Linked DNA regions of Homo sapiens: region 2 is linked to region 1. Evidence: chromatin loops called from intact Hi-C (ENCODE). Cell type or tissue: CD4-positive, alpha-beta T cell. All regions are shown on one strand. Each heading gives the region's core, and the rest is flanking DNA. Links, peaks and the distances in the headings are about the cores only.

Evidence for each region. Hi-C counts contacts between places; a loop is a spot of excess contacts. Peaks named below come from ENCODE experiments on the same cell type or tissue, not always from the same donor. Only the 100,000 strongest peaks of a DNase experiment are listed, where the experiment ranks them.
Region 2: a loop joins it to region 1, with 4 times the contacts of the local background. A loop is called at or near these places in 8 of 110 quality-filtered maps.

The regions. Positions count from the first base shown.
Region 1 is chr17:55,633,880-55,636,699 of GRCh38, reverse strand. The region is part of intron 2 of LOC101927389 (a long non-coding RNA gene); the gene reads right to left. Among named protein-coding and RNA genes, the nearest start is that of TMEM100, 88 kb to the left of the region's middle. In CD4-positive, alpha-beta T cell, for the core only: no CTCF peak of the experiment used is centred there; no DNase peak of the experiment used is centred there.
Region 2 is chr17:55,576,767-55,579,586 of GRCh38, reverse strand. No RefSeq gene overlaps it. Among named protein-coding and RNA genes, the nearest start is that of SMIM36, 67 kb to the right of the region's middle. RefSeq lists enhancers at 2,625-2,694, 2,374-2,820. In CD4-positive, alpha-beta T cell, for the core only: no CTCF peak of the experiment used is centred there; DNase peaks (open chromatin) are centred at 1,706 and 2,366; H3K4me3 peaks cover 1,296 bases; H3K27ac peaks cover 1,150 bases.

The DNA of each region.
Region 1 (2,820 bases), core at 186-2,685:
AGTTACTCAAACTTAATGTTATCCAGAGAGGATCATCCAACCTAGTCCAACTTTCACATCAGGCTAAACAAAGAAAATGATGACACATGTAGGAGCACACTAAAGTGGTTAGATAAGGCTGCTTACAGGAGGAAGCCTCTGCCTCGGGGGCTCTGTCCACTTTCAGAAAAGCTTCTTAACAACTAAGGAAGGCAGTGTATCTACATATCCCTAGCTCATTCTACATATAAACACACTGGGTGGGGAACTCTTCTTGACTCAATAGGGAGTGCTTAATCAGCAATTGAGCATTATCAGGTGTTCTGTTTAATAACTATTTACCGAGTATTTATTATGTGTCAAGTACTGAGTCTGCGTGCTAGGAACACAGAGGTGAATAAAACCTGTCATCACCCTTAAATAACTCACTGTCCAATGTGAACATATATACTCCATTGTTAGGATAGAAAACCTTATTTTACTTTTTTAGAGAAAACTAATTGGCTGATAATGGCTACCCGAAGAACTGGTTGAGAAGGATTCAACCAGTGGACAGAGCTGTGAAGCTTTCAGGTACAGATACGAAAATACTGTGATTACTTAACAATTTTTGCCACATGAGGAAACAGGGAAAATAGCATAAGCACGCAAGCCACGTACCTCCCAACTCCGTTCCTTTAACTGCAGTAAATGATATTAAAAGCCCATTATAGGTTCTACTTTCAATTGTCACATATTATTTATACAACTATACTGTGTTTTCATTATCCTCCCTAGTAATTACCATTGTGTTTAGTAATCAACACCACTGATTTACGCAAGTTACTTTCAAGTCAATCACTCTAGCACTTAAAAACAATAGCTTTGAATGGGGTTATTTCCTGGGAGAATGTTAAATGTTTCCAGGTTCAGATATCCAAGGAAAGGCGGCTCCCTGCATGTAAGGGAAGAGAATGAAAGTTTTCTGGCAGCTGGACCAAGATAAAGTGTTCAAATAAGTGCTATAGTTGGTAGGGAGTGAATGGGAGTAACTCACTGTTTCCTGCCTGAAAGTGTACTGTTGGATGCATTCAGCTGCCTAAGGCAGCATGCTTTTAATTACTGATATAAATCCTGATAAGGTCCCTCAAGGGATCAGAAATAACCTTTAGCCATTCTGTCTGCAAACAATAGCAAGGCTGCAAAGGAAAGGTAACTGGTGCAAATGGTTGCACGGGAACTCTGTTATGTCCAATTTATTGTGTAAGCTTCACACCCCTGAGCTGGCTGCCCACACATCTGGGTTCCAATCCAAGATTTTTAACCTACGAAGACAGACTCTAAAGTCTCATGTCTCAGCAGACTAAAGGCTGAACCTAAATCCTGGAAAGGGATGAAAATGAAAGTTAGACATGATCGTGGACAGAGCTGTGATCTTGTGCTGTAACTGAAGGAGAGGAAGTGGGAGAAAAGATCCACTCCTTAGTGTATACTTTGTACCAAATGCTTTAGTTCTCACTCTAAATGTAAAGGGGTCAAGCTTTTAGGTTCAGATAAATGGATTTGAGGACATTCTCAAACATGGGCCAAGAAAGAGACATGGCATCCCTTGTCGACAGTTGTGGAATAAAAACCCTACAAGGAAGATATCAGATGCACCATCTGAGAAGGGAGGCAAGTCAGAAACAAACAGATCATATGAAATCTAGACACCAATCTAAATATGGTTAGGCACAAAAGCAAGTTCAGGTTTGCAGATTAAAATGGCAGGGAGCCGTGAAAGCTCTTGCCAGATTTTCTATCTCTCACCATCCTAAATCTGACTCCTAGAATCCCAGCCAAAGCCAGAAGCGGCCTCCCCATCTTCATGTGAGAGAAATTCAGTAGGTATTTGGCCCTGTCAATGTAAAAGCTTTTCAATGAGACTGCAACTTTATCAAGGAGAATGATGAAATGAATGAAGACATATGCTTGTCTCACGAACAAGGTCAAACTTGCTTTCCCATTGCATTTGACCTGGGGTGGTTGATATTTCCTCTATTAAAATCTTGGTAAAGATTGAATTTATTTTCTTCCTGAGGGAGTAATCCTTCAAAATAAAAACAACAACAACAAAAGACAAACCAATTTTAGAAGAAGAGGAATGTGTGGGAAGAAGACTGTGAGAGCTATGTTTCTTTGGAGTTGATTCTCTTAGGCTTTAGTCGGGGACTCATAAAGTTGCCTTTCATCTTAAATATGAAAAATATAGCAAGTTCACCCCATCTATCATCAGTTCCAGGGAGGCATGTGTTTATGAAAAGAGTTTATTAACTGGATGTCACTGGATTTTCTGGAAGAAAATATGGTATTCTCAATTTAGGAACTCTCTGTTCATTTATGCCCTAACTAGATAAAATCTGCAATATTAATTTTGGTAAACAGAAACTCTAACTCTACATTGGACAGAGATTCAACCTATTACCTCACCTTTGAAAATAAAATAAAAACATCTCTTTCCTCAGGCATACAAATTTGCAAGGTACAAATGTCTTTATAACTGCCATCAAGTATAACACTCAGCCTAATCCCCACGATACAAAATAAGTAAACTGGGGTTCATTCAGGCTAAAAAATGACTATTCAAGGTCACTTAAAGCTAGAATTTTAATTCAGTTCTTCAGACACTGCTATGGTCTAAATGTTTTGTGTCCCACCAAAATTTACATGTTGAAATCCTGAGCCCCAATGTGATAGTATTAAGGAGTAGGGCCTTTGGGAAGTGAGTAAGTCATGAAGACTCTGCCTCATGAAAGCCATTAATGCAGTTATAAAAGAGGCCTGGGGGAGTTTGTCACCCTTCCACCACTTGAGGACACAAGT
Region 2 (2,820 bases), core at 265-2,764, 57 kb after region 1:
CATGAGTATCAGCAAAAGCACACCCTGAGGTCTGAAAGTTCCATGTGAATTTTAAATTCTGTTTTCACTTCAATGATAATACATCACTGAACTTAATCTAAAAACATTCTGCCTGTTCTAGATGACCACTGGATAACAGAGTTTTTCCATACAATTTCAGGGCCCTTGCTTTTGTGACGCTAATTGCATTAGCACTAAGTGAAGGCCAAATGACCCCACAGAGCACTTTTTAATTGAAGGTTTACAGTTGTACAGAGAAAGGAATTGAAAACTGAAACATCACGTAGAAGAACATCACATAGATACCTTAAATGCAAAACTCCTTGTGCTGTGTCTGTCAGTAGTCTGTTAAGTTGTGAGTGGATGCTATGATATCCACTTCTCAGTATAAGTAAGAGTAATAGATTCATGTGAAGAAATGTCATTCAGTTTTTTGGGCTGTAATGCCTATAATAATTATTAAAAACAATTATAGGTTGGGTGCAGTGGCTTACGCCTATAATCCCAACACTTTGGGAGGTCAAGGCAGACCAATTGCTTGAGGTCAGGAGTTTGATACCAGCCTGGTCAACATGGCAAAGCCCCATCTCTACTAAAATTACAAAAATTAGCAGGGTAGGATGGCACATGCCTGTAAACCCAGCTACGTTAAGAGGCTGAGGCATGAGAATCGCTTGAACCCAGGAGGCAGAGGTTACGGTGAGCCAAGATGGCGCCACTGCGCTCCAGCCTGGGTGATAGAGTGAGACTCTGTCTCAAACAAACAAACAAGAAATTATAAATATATATTTATATATTTAGCCCAGTTAGAATTTCTCCTGGTTTTATATATATACACATATATACACACACACACATATATATGTATATATATAAATTATATATATAAAATAAACCAGGAACACACACACATATATATAATTATATATATATAATCGCATATACATATAATCTTGTTATTTCAACAGCTTTTGGGGTACAAGTGGTTTTTGGTCATATGGATGAATTGTATAGTGGTGAAGTCAGATTTTAGTGCACTGGTCACCAAGGAGTGTACATTGTACCCAATATGTGATTTTTCATCCCTCACCCCTGCTCACTCGCCCCACTTCTGAGTATCCAGTGTCCATTATACCTCTCTGTATGCTTTTGTGTACCCATAGCTTAGCTCCCACTTAGAAGTCAGAATATATATTTGGTTTTCCATTTCTGAGTTACTTCACTTAGAATGATAGCCTCTAACTCCATCCAAGTTGCTGCAAAAGACATCATTTTGTTTATTTTTTATGGCTGAGTAGTATTCCATGGTGTATATATAACACATTTTCATTATCCACTTATCAATTGATGGTCCATTATCTTTGCAATTGTGAATTGTGCTGCCATAAACATATACATGCAGGTGTCTTTTCAATATCACTACTTCTTTTCCTTTGGGTAGATACCCAGTAGTAGGACTGCTGGATTGAATGGTAGATTTACTTTTAGTTCTTTGAGAAATAGCCATAATGCTTTTCATAGAGGGCTGTGCTAATGATGGCGCCTGCAGCCCATCTGGGGCAGCCGCTGCCATTACGCTGGCTGCAACAGCGAAGCTCAGCCAGGGCTGCACACTCCGTGGAGCTGGCAACAAGTGGGAATCACAACACTTCCGAGCTGATGGGGAGGGAATTCCCCAGGTGCAGCCACAACAGCCCAAGTCATGGCTGCAGACTCGGGCCTCCCACTCCACAGAGCAGGAAGGAGCCCCACCCCCTCGGGCACAGCTGCAGCCACCAAACCCAGACTGCACAGTCGGGCATCTCTGCACTGTCGGGGCATGGGAAGGCCTCCCCTGAGAGGAGGAGAATCTCTTGAACCCGGAGGCGGAGGTTGCTGTGGGTCAAGATCGCGCCACTGCGCTCCTGCCTGGGCAACAAAGGCGAAACTCCGTCTCAAAAAAAAAAAAAAAATTTTTGAAGTAGGGACTATTATTATTCCTATTTTACAGATAATGAAACTGAAGTCTTCAAGGAGATTATATAATTTGCCTATGTTTACACAGCTACCACGTAGAAAATGTGGGATGCTACGCAGTCTAACAGCTTTCATTTTCAACCGCATGTGATACTGATTCCTGCTGTGAAAGAAAGAATGGTAATTTCTTGGAGTTACAGTTCAGGGAACTATAACAGTGGGCCCTGACACAGTATGGTGCGGGGAGAGGGTCCAAGAAGGCTTTTCCTGAGGAAATGAGGTTTCAGCAGAGAAATGAAGGGGAAAAAAGGAGTTAACTAGGCATGTGGAAGTTGGAGGAGCTTTGTATGTAGAGGAAACCGCATGCAGGGCGGGCCTGGGTTGGAAAGCAGCATTATGCTCTTGAAGAAGTGAAAGTTCATTCCACGGGCTGTTGTTCACTTCATGGTGGCGAGGCTGGAAGTGATGATGACTGTGTGTGCCATGGGGAGAGAAATGAACTGATGTGGGTCAGTGCATTTCTGCTCTGACTACCCGGGGGCCCATCACTACAGCAGTGGCCTTATTTTTCCTATTAAGTCTCTTTCAGTTTGAGTTCAAGATCACTAGCATATTATCCTTTTCTCAGCCCTGTGTCTGCCTTCTCATTAGTATTTGGATGAAGATGAAACTCCTTAAAATCCCTCCGAGTGCTGCGTGGGCTGGAGGCTTCTGCTCTCCGCTGTCCTTTTCACCCTGCTCCCTCCTACTCTCTGTGCTCCCAGCTTCTCACTACGCTGAATATTTTTTTTCAGTCCTTTATGCTCCTTTTGTCTCCTTTTGTCTGAGTGATTGTCCTTTCCCTCTTTGCTTGTTCATGTATTC